Linked DNA regions of Homo sapiens: region 1 is linked to region 2. Evidence: chromatin contacts called from ENCODE Hi-C or POLR2A ChIA-PET data. All regions are on one chromosome and are shown on one strand. Each heading gives the region's core, a stretch centred on a gene start or an enhancer-like site at or near the end of the contact. The rest is flanking DNA. Distances are from core to core; before and after follow the strand shown.

What was found. Hi-C counts contacts between places; a loop is a spot of excess contacts on that map. ChIA-PET counts read pairs that join two places held with the same protein, here RNA polymerase II (POLR2A). Pooled maps may share reads with other maps.
Region 1: a loop to region 2 is called in a map with no recorded cell type, with 2.9 times the contacts of the local background. The contact joins the enhancer-like site here to the promoter of NANOS1 in region 2. A Hi-C loop is called at or near these places in 1 of 37 single-sample maps with no recorded cell type and 4 of 50 pooled maps. POLR2A ChIA-PET finds 5 or more read pairs at or near these places in 1 of 52 experiments (AG04449).

What each region holds. Positions count from the first base shown.
Region 1 is chr10:119,438,279-119,443,800 of GRCh38, reverse strand. GRK5 (G protein-coupled receptor kinase 5) reads right to left here. Exons shown (of 16, transcript NM_005308.3): 10 at 4,033-4,070; 11 at 1,713-1,802; 12 at 49-257. Among named protein-coding and RNA genes, the nearest start is that of MIR4681, 63 kb to the right of the region's middle. Within about 2 kb of position 2,380, at least 15 of the 41 ENCODE cell types and tissues checked have a DNase peak (open chromatin) inside an H3K27ac peak, as active enhancers do.
Region 2 is chr10:119,028,427-119,033,519 of GRCh38, reverse strand. It overlaps NANOS1 (nanos C2HC-type zinc finger 1), which reads right to left and starts at 3,806. Exons shown (of 1, transcript NM_199461.4): 1 at 1-3,806. The coding sequence starts at 3,718. The coding sequence ends at 2,840. It overlaps LINC03036 (long intergenic non-protein coding RNA 3036), which reads left to right and starts at 3,949. Exons shown (of 4, transcript NR_186540.1): 1 at 3,949-4,175. RefSeq lists silencers at 2,735-3,034, 3,405-3,614, 3,735-4,204 and an enhancer at 4,029-4,529.

The DNA of each region.
Region 1 (5,522 bases), core at 1,131-3,630, 410 kb before region 2:
GAGGGGAGCCACCAGCTTGAGGGTGGCATCTGGCCACCAGGAGCTCACCATCTTGCAGATGGACTTGGCCTCCTCGGAGAACTTGTGGGAGTACACCTCCTCCGTCTCCAGGACCCGGCGGTCCACCTCCTCCCGCTTCACCTTCTCCTTGCGGCCGCGGAACGGCGACTGGCCCTCGATCATCTCATAGATGAGGCAGCCAAGGCCCCAGTAGTCGGGGCTCAGGCCGTACCTCTGGTTGTTCAGGACCTCTGGAGCTGGGGGCAGAGGAGAGGAGAGAGGAGTGAGGAGGAGGGAGACAGCTGGTGGCGCTGCTCACAGAAGGCCTGGAGTTTCATGGCCGCCACCAACTCTTACCCCACCAACTGCTGTGAATACCACCCCCTCCAGGGAGCTTGCCCTGATGACTCTCCTCTGTGCCCCCGAAGGACTTTGACTGTAGCTTTAGAACTCTGACCACCGTGGATGGAGGTGTCCTGCACTCTTGATGTCCCCTCGCCTAGAACATGAGCTACTTTATTCACTACCGTAACAATATGACACCTGGCACAGAACAGGTGCTATCAGTATATTTGTTTCAATGAATAAAGGTGTATCTACCCAAATTAAAGATGATCTTAAATTTATCTGTAATTCAAACAATCTCTTGCTATGTCTTCTGTACCACTTTGATAAACCGAATTACAGATTTACCATAGAAATACAGAAAAGATAGTTCTGCAGCATCAGCACGTATGTCTGGAGGGAAATGCATCCACACATGTGCTGGTTTGCACACAAGAGCCGGGGCAGACAGATGCATGGAACACTCTGCAAAAGGAGACCCAGGCAAATGCACACACAGGTAGGCAGATCTATCATCCACCCATCCATCATCCATCATCCATCCAACCATCCATCCACCCGCCCACCCGCCTACCTATCAATCATCGATCAGCATTCATGTGGGCACACACACACTCACATACACACAGACACACACTCCACAGGTTGCCAAATGTCATGCAATCTGAAAAGGACCCTCTAGCACCAGAGACAAGGCACACCTCCTGTGCAGCTGCTGTCAGTACCAGCCTGACTAGAGGGCGGCAGCGTGCCTGCTCCCCGGGCACGCGCCTCTCAGGGGAAGGAGGGTAGGTGTGTGAAATGCACAGGAGGAAGCCCAGGGCGTGCCCCCAATTGGACGGGGGATTCTAGGGCACAGGACTTAACTCTGGGTCTCTTCCCTGCAACCCCCAGGACGCTGGTCTCAGAGCAGACTGAGGAAAGGTGGCAGGAGCCCAAGGCTGCTCTCTACTGGAATCATGCTTGGTGACACAGCAGCTGTGCGCGCCTCTCATTTGCGGGCTCTTGTGAATTACCTCCTTCCTCTCAAAGGCCTCTCCTCCCAGACCCCTGCTTCAATGTGGCCTCCCCTAGCAGCGCTGTATGCCAGGCCCCGACCCCTAAGAGTGGCTTGGCTTTGGACACAGGTGGGGCTGGGGGCCTGGGAGTGCAGAGAGCTCAGAGCAGTCATCACATCTGGGGCCCCTGTGCTCCCCCTCCCCCTGGCTAAGGCCGCCCCCCAGCAGCCCTGCAGAGACTGTGACTCTGTGTGTGATCAGCAGTGCATGAAGAGGCGAGAGGCTCTGCGGGCAGGCTCTGGGGGCTCGGCCGGCGGTGAGCAGGTGGTGGGTCTCAAGGTGCATTGACACAGGCAGCCCAGCACTCACCCATGTAGCCAACAGTGCCCACCCGGCCGCGGATCAGGTCTCCCTCGGGGATCTTCACAGCCAAGCCCAGGTCTGAGATCCTAATGTGGCCTGAGGGGGACAGCAGGGTCAGTGGGTCCCTGGGACAGCCGCATGGGCACCCGGCCTTGCTGTGTGCCCTTGGGCAAGGCATACGAGCTCTCGGCATTCTCATCTGTCCAAGGACAACAGGGACCCCAATCTGCCATCTCAGAGTGACCACAAGAGCCTTGGGAGAGTGCAGGTGTGGGAGGACACAGGAAAATGCCCACTCTTCAGGAGTGGAACATAAAGATGCAATAGGATGCCTGGACCCGGCTGGACGTTGACCGACCTGCCTAGTCAAAGGCTGAATGGGCTTCCTGGAACGCTGAGGTCAGAGAATCTTGGCTTGGTTCTGGGATTACTTCATGGGAAAAATGTGAGGTTCTTCTGGCATTATGCAACAATTTGCTTAAGGGGAAAAAATTATAAAACGATTTGGGAAGCAGCTCCCCGGCCTGCCTTGTTGGTCTCTGGAGATTGGTTGTTTTTCACTTTAGAGAAACGAGAAGGGAAAACATCTGGTCTGACCTGGCAGAGCCTGGAGATGAATCCCAGCTCACAGCCCAGGACTGAGCCCCCAGAGCGGGAGACGCTGAGCTGAGGCTCCACTTTGGTCTTTGTCCCTCCCACAGCCCACCTGGGCAGGGTCGCGGCCACAACTTACCCCACAGGAAGGAACACGTCCCCTTCCCTTCCCTGCCTATGGACACCAGGGCCCCACCCCCATCCCTCCAGCCTAGATGTCAGCAAGGGCCAGTGTCGAGACCCCGCCAGGCTGGAGCCGTGTGGACTCCCTGGCTCGGTGGGGGCTGACAGTCAGGATAGCAGAGGAGCAGCGTGGGCTTGGTTCTTAGACCAAGGGAGGCACCGGGCACATCCAGAGAGGGGCGGCAGGCCTGGGCCCTCCGACCGCCCCTCCACAGGGCAGTATCCCATGCAGACCTCTCTTCAGGTCATCAGCGACCCGGTTTCTCCCCTCCCTCTACTGGGGGCTGCCAGGTTCTGGGGCCTGGTGGGAGGAGACCCAGTTTCTGCCCTCAGCTCCCCACTGATGCTGCTGGGTGACTTTGGCAGGATGGCTCCCCTGAGGCTCAGTTTTGTCATCTGTTAAATGGGCACAGAGATGCTGCCTTGCCCTTCTCTGTGCAGGTGGGAAGATCTAGTCAGATCAAAGGTGTGGAAACCGGTGGCTCATGCCTGTAATCCCAGCACATAGGGAGGCCAAGGAGGGCAGATCACTTGAGGTCAGGAGTCTGAGACCAGCCTGGTCAACATGGCAAAACCCCATTTCTACCAAAGATACAAAAATTAGCCGGGCGTGGTGGCACGTGCCTGTAATCTCAGCTACTTGGGAGGCTGAGGCAGCAGAATCACTTGAACTTGGGAGGTAGAGGTTGCACTGAGTTGAGATTGCACCACTGCACTCCAGCCTGGGCAACAAGAGTAAAACTACATCTCAAAAAAAAAAAAAAATACAAAAACTAGCCAGGTGTGGTGGCGTGCACCTGTAATCCCAGCTACTTGGGAGGCTGAGGCAGGAGAATCACTTGAACCTGGGAGGCAGAGGTTGCAGTAGGCCGAGATCACGCCATTGCACTCTAGCCTGAGCAAGTGAGACTCTGTCTCAAAAAAAAAAAAAGAAGGTATAGGAACTATTTTCCAGGTGTGAGGCTAAACAGCTGTGAGGGGTACTGTGGTTGTTCTTATTATTCAGTGTCCACAGCCAAGAGAAAATAATGATGGTAATGCACAAACGTAATGCCTGAGACATTTACAGCTGGCTAGACTGACAAGCAATTCCCTCTCAAGCTGTCATGTAGAAGCCTCTCCACCACCCTCTTCCTTCTGGGTGGGCAGGGCAGGGCAGGACGCTTTGTTTCCATTTTACAAACAAGATGAGAGGTGGAGAACTTGATGGAAGTTAAGTATTTGCCCAGCATCTCTGAAATTCTGGACTCCTTGTTCAGTGCACTGTAGAGACCACGCCCGGCCAGAAGTTATTTTAACACTTAGAGCCTTATGGTCAAAGGGAATTTCAAAAACTCTGAATTTCAAAGTCTCTCTGAACACTGCCTGTTCACCAAGCGGAGCTCTGTTCACACTCACAGCTTTCCCCCTTCCCCAGGTACCCAGCACTGAGCAGTGGGAGTGGGGCCCGTGGTCAGCTTCCCCAGCCCTCTCTGAGAATCCCTGGGAGGCCCTTTGCTTTCTTGGGGTTGCAATGCTCACCTCAGCTACCGAGTAGGAAAAGACTTACCATAATCATCTAACAGGATGTTTTCAGGTTTCAGATCTCTGAAAGGAAAAACAACAAGCATCAGAGTGTGGGCATTCTGGGCAGGTAGGATACACTGGCATCTGGGTCGACCCCTCGGGCTAATCAGGCCTGAGTGGCCACAGTGTGTTTCCTTCCCACCTCCTGGCTCAGGCTGTCTGGTTTGAGTCAAAATGATCTTCAGCTAATTTTTCTCCTTCCAGTAATTTAAAGCAACACTGCCGTTTGCCACAGGCATTTCCCAATCCTGGAGGGTGACTGGGAAAGTTAGGAAAAGGCCAGTCATGGCCCCTGTTCACACATCAATGACTGCAGGTCTGAGGATACTCCAAGGCTGAGAAGACCCTGCAGGTCTCAGGAAGCCCTGAAGGCAGAACAGGGCCTGGAATGAAGGGAGCTGTGCAATTGGGAAGAGAGGATCAAAGGGGAGAAGGTGGGGACACAGGAAAAAGACCCCCTTTGGGATGGGGCCTGCAGGAGACTGGCATATCCCCCAACACCAGCTACGCTACAGCCTGGGAGAAAGAACAGCTACGGGGCATGGCATAGGTGTGGCTGCCTTATCCTGTCCCTAATGTCTCCTCTCTTGATGACAGGATCTTGCTCACAAGTAAGGGAGCCTCTGCATTCCCAGGATGAGGGGAGAGCCAGCAGAGGAGCTGCTTTTATAGGAAAAGGTCTTCTCTATGGGTAAAAGAACAGCCAAGAGGAGAGTGTGTGCAACTCAGTTAAGCCATGGGGCAAACAGTACACAGGATCTGGATGGAGGCTCCAGTTCTCAACCACCCAGCTTTGTTTATTTAACTGATGGCAGCTGTCCTCATGCGGAGTGGTTAATGTACCCAAATCCAGCCAGTGAGCCTCATCAAATGATAATTGGTGTTTGTGTATCCTTATTTATCATAAAATACTTTTGTTGCTGTTATTTAAATGGCATTCTTTTGATGTGTTAACAATTCCAAATAAGGGCAGCAGCCATCATCTCAACAAGCCGGCTGCCACCAGGCTAGCATGGCAGCTCACTAGTGGGCACTGGCCAGAACGGAGCCCAAAGAGAGGCCGTGGTGAGTGGTCACAGCCAGGGAGGAGGCACTGTGGTTCTCTTTCCCCCGGAAGAAGACGAGCTGGAACTTGGAGGGCTTTCTTTTTTCTTTTTAAATAAAAGGCAATCACGTAGAGAATTCTTTGTTCAACCCTTAGGGAAAATTTTGACTCTTTTCATTTGAATGAAAACAAAACAGAAACATAAATGGGGGGATGGTATGGGGGGAAGGGCATGTCATCAAGACCATTCTTTCTTGTTTTCAAAACCTTCTTGGTCCCAAGATGAGCTCCACTGCAAAGGTCTTCAAACTGGGCTGCGTGTCGGGGTCTGCCAGGACCGAGCAGGGGGTTCCCTCCTGTCCGCAGTTTGAAGGGTTTGGATTTCTTCACATCAGGATGCTCTGTCCTGGCATCTTTTGGGATCTCCC
Region 2 (5,093 bases), core at 2,557-5,056:
GCCCTTTTGACTCTTCCCTGTATTGTTTTGCTACTAGGCAAGTATGCAGCATGTTCTTATGAAGATAATTTTGTCATACTTTGTATATTTCTTAAACTTTGAAAAATTGGGTTTCTCTAAATGTAATTTTGCAAAATGTTTAAAGTTCCACATTGAGTTCCAAGGATTTTTAAATGAATGTGTTTACATATACTTTTCATAAGAGAACCCTAGAAAATTAACTATAGTAATACTCTGCGTTTTAACTCCCAGTATTCATTGTCAGCTGGAAAACCTAGGCAAATTTGGCACAGGGGCTGAACATGGGGTACTTTTTTTCTTTTTTGGAGACAGAGTCGCTCTGTTGCTCAGGCTGGAGTGCAGTGGCGTGATCTGGGCTCACTGCAACCTCCGCCTCCTGGTTTCAAGCAATTCTCCTGCCTCAGCCTCCTGAGGAGCTGGGATTACAGGCGCCCACCACACCACCCGGCTAATTTTTGTATTTTTAGTAGAGACGGGGCTTCGCCATGTTGGCCAGGCTGGTCTCCTGACCTTGTGATCCACCCCCGCCTCGCCTCCCAAAGTGCTGGGATTACAGGCATGAGCCACCACACCCGGCCTGAAAATGGGGTACTTTAAAAATAGATGAATAGTGGCTGCCTGAGTAGTGGAGAGGGTCTTCTGGATTCCTTTTCCAATACTCTCCTGCCCTCAAGAAGCTCCAGCTCAATATGTTCTTAGTTCTGGTAAAATAGCAATGTCAGAATATCAAATTAACATTAGGCACATCTCATCACAGTGACTCCCATATATTGAGGCTATGCCAAAGCCCCATGCTCAAGACCTTTGGAAACCGTCTGTAATTTGACTCTGAAAATACAAAGTAGCTAAATTGATCTTGCCACCTGGCTAGCCCTTTTGGCCTAGAGAATGCGCTGATCTGTTCATAGTGGTCCTTTTGAAAAGGCAGAACACGAGCAGTGAGAGAGGTAAGAGGATTCATGTTGACCTTAGAAACTTCACCCAGAAGGTGAAGCTCATTTAAACTGGTAGATTTTCTATAGCAAAAGAAAGGAGAACAAGTAATTACATGGTTTCATTAAGCTACTTAATTTAGGCCCAGTCAGATCTGCAGTTCTCTCTGGTCTGGGGTTAAGACTAGCAGCGTTGGATTATTTGTCTTTCCTGGCTAAGAAACATTGTGCTTTCCTCCTGCCCCCCAAGTTCTTGAAATGCACCTTTTCTTTCACCAAAAAGACAGCTATCGGGTATTTACCCCATCCTCTAACACACCTTCAAATGAAGGTTCCTGATTGAGTCAATTTGCTGTGGATGAAGTTAGCTGTTTAATGCGAAAGCAGTCTAACTTCTAGTAGCCTAGCTAAATCCTACTGGGAGCCTTATACACGTAGACTAAACTCTTGCTGGTATCTTCAGATAGTAATGCATTTGTGTATTTCAGATGAGTTCATCTTAATTCACTTCCATTTTTTGCCTTCTATTGCCTTGCTTGGCAGGTAGCTGCATTCCATAGTGTGGCATTCAGTATGGTGGATTTAAAAGTGAGGGTGGGAGGGTAAAGTAGGGGTTAGGAACTTTTGCCCAAGGATCAGGTTTAGTCTTGCTTATGGGTAAACTGGTGGGGTTCCGGAAACCGACATGGGTCTTCCAGTAGGAGTGGGAACACATGAAGGACCCCCAACAATTCCTTTAATTAGTGCTTATTCTAGTTTGAGCACTGCCTGTATTAAAGTCAGACGCAGCCCACGGTGGAACCTTCTTGAATACGAGTTAATACACGAATAGCTCAGAGCTAGAGATCCATCTTCTATTTGTTTGACAGGCAACAGCTGGAATGGGCTTTCCTCCACTAGGAACCCTGAAATTGAGTAATCTAGGGTGAATTAATACTGCTGTCTTCCCTTCCTCCCTTTGATCTTAATATCATAAACGTTTTTAAAGAACTGGAAGAGGGTGAGTGTGTAGAGAAAATGCCAAGTAGGAAAGTTACAGGTGAGATTAATGAATTCATACTGTTACTGTATAAATACACAATTTTTTTAAACAGCACCATTTCCAAGTTATACACAATATGATTATGACTTGGCACAACTTTTAAAGGTGGAAAAGGCTAGTTGCTAGTTCAGTAATAAAATACCTGGTACATAGAACGATAAGGAGCTGTATTCTACCTGCTACACATTGTGCATTTTACACCTCCAGCTAGGACAGAAACAAGCCACAAGCGGGGAATACCCGCCCAAATTAATACTGGAAAGTTTACAAAACCTTCACTTCTCATAAGGGTGATGCTACCAGCGGCTTGCTTCACCTGGAATTAGAGTAACTGATTTTTAAAGACAACTGAGAATATTAACTCGCTTCAAACAATAAAATAGTCATTTTGCCGACATTTCATAAAATCGCCAGTTTTAAGCTCAGTTCAGAGGCTTTTAAAAAAATATTCTAGACCTAGTAAAGTGCCTCCATTCATAAAATGAAACATCCAAGATTGAGACAATTTCATACTGATGCGCATCTAAAATAGGTCGACGTATACAGTAAATAAACAGCGCCTCTAAGTTGCCATATTTCAGTTAGTGGAATACACACCCAGCCTTCGCCGTTCTGGATGTGCAAACTAGAAACTGAAGACAAATGGGGATTTCAGCGTCTAGTCCCAATCGTTCAGCACGGAAGTACTCCACACGGTCGGCTGCTTTTCAAAAACCACCAGGACGACGTCCCATGTCGAGCCGACCGCTGAGCCGCACGCCTCCCCACGGCGGGGGCGAGATGGTGCGCAGACCTAGCGGTGCGAGGGGCGGCGGCGACCCTGGGCGGCCGGGAGCCCGGGCCTTCAGCGCAGCTTCTTGCCAGGCGGGCCGTCCCTGGCGCTGCGGGGCGGCGGGCGGGCGGGCGGCGGCGGCACTTTGGAGAGCGGGCAGTACTTGATGGTGTGCGCGTTGTCGCCGCTGGCGCCGCACAGGGGACACGTGTAGCGGCGCAGCACGGGACACAGCACTCGCCCGTCGGGGCCCTTGAGGATATGGGTGGTGTAGAGCGCCATCGCCTCCTTGTTGTTCCGGCAGAACACGCACACCTGCAGCTCGGGCTTCAGCAGCCGGGCGGCCGCCGCCCCGGAGGCCGCGTGCAGCCGGGGCTCGGCCGCCCACGCCGGGGCCCGCTCCTCGCGCGGCGTCGCCTCGCTGGTGGTGGTGGCGGCGGCGGCGGCGGCGGGCGCGCAGCCCAGCAGCACGGCGGCGGCACGACCCGCGAACGGGCTCAGCTCGGCGAAGCGCTCCTCCAGCAGCCCGGCCTCGGCGGGGCCCGCGCACAGCTCCAGCGCGCGCAATTCCAGCGCGCTCCCCAGGTAGCGGCCCCGGGACCCCGGCTCGTCGCTGTCGTCGTCGTCGTCCTCGTCGTAGTCGGGCGGCCCCAGCGCCGGCCCCAGCGCCCCAGGCCCGGCCCCCGTGTGGGGGGAGCAGCAGGACGACGAGGAGGAGGAGGGCGGGGAGCCGCCGCCGCCGTTCCCACCGCGGGCGCAGCCGAAGCGCGGCTCGCCGTCCACCGCTTTGGTGATGAGCGTGGCGAGCCCCAGGTAGTCGTTCCAGGAGCTGAAGGGCTGCGGGTGCGCCGGGCCCGGGGCGCTCACGTAGCGGGCGCTGGGCACGAGCGCCATGGGCGGGGGGGCGCGGCCGCGGCGGGGCGAGCGGGGCGCCCAGGGGAAAGCCTCCATGGGCGGGCTGCGGGCCGCGCGCCGCCTCCCCGCCGCCGGCGCGGGCCGGACGGAAGGGACACGCCGAGCCTGCCCGCCGGCCTGCCGCGGGGTGGGGCCGCCGCGCCGCCTTTTATCGGGCCCACTCCTCCCCGCCCCCCGGCCTCGCCGCCGCGGCCCTGCCCCCTGCGTTCCCCCGCCCCGGCCACCTCGCCCGCGCCCCGGACGGAGGCGGAGCGGAGGCGGGCTGGCTGTGTGCGCGCTCCGCTCCAGCCCGCGCGGCTCCCGCGCCCCGCGCGCTGCGCCAGCCTCGCCAGCTGTCGGGCGGCCTTCATTCCGGGAGGGGGCGGGCGAGGCGCCGCCTCGAGCCGTGGCGCTCATTGGCTGCAGACCAGAGCCCCCCGGCGCCTCGGGCGCCGCTCCGGACGCTGATTGGTGGGAACACGGGGAGGGGGCGTGTTCTCCGCGCAGCTGGGAGGTGAGGAGAAAGTAGGGGAGAGAAGGGCCGGGAAGGGAGGGCCGCTGGGGCCCGCATTCGAGCGCCGGGCCTGGGCTTGGAGCAGGTGACCAGGCCTGGGTCTCCTCGGCCTGGTGGTGAGGCCCCCCGAGGACAGGGGTCAGGGTGGCCACAGGTTTACGCCCCCACCTCCCAGCCTTTAATGGCCCTAGGCCCTAATCCTGAGAATCCCCGCTATCCACCCCCTTCTCACCAACATCAGCATGAAAAGCTGGACGCGTTGGAAGGATGCAGCTCTCCCATCACAGCCGCCCAACCAGCCAGTGGCTTCCGTTTGCACCGCGCGTTGGAGCGCTTTCCCCTGGGCGAAATCCATACAAACCCTGAGGTTCGGGGAGGCTGTGGTTCCTGCCGCGGTAAGAGCGGAGGGACGCAGGACTTTCCGGCTGCACGCAGCAGCCTTCCTCCCAACAGGTGCTCAGGGACTTCAGCCAATGGGTGGCCGATAGCCGGTTACTTAGGTCGGGGTTGGGGCTGGGCCGGAAAATCTCATGGCTGGAGAGCCTAGGACAGTGACTGGGATGTGTGTGTGTGTGTGTACCCCCTCGCCCCAGAGGCCTGAGTCAAAATGTGGGTTGTATGTGCAGTTTGAAAAACAACGTGTATTCAATGTTATATTTTGTCTTCCTTCCTTCCTTCCTTCCTTCCTTCCTTCCTTCCTTCCTTCCTTCCTTCCTTCCTTCTTTCCTTCCTTCTTTCCTTCCTTCCTTCCTTCCTTCTTTCCCTCCTTCCTTTTCTTTCTTTTTTTTTCTTTTCTTTCCGCATCCCGGGTTCAAGCAATTCTCCTGCCTCAGCCTTCCAAGCAGCTGGGATTACAGATGCCCGCCACCATGCCGGGCTAATTTTTTGTATTTTAGTAGAGACGGGGTTTCACTATGT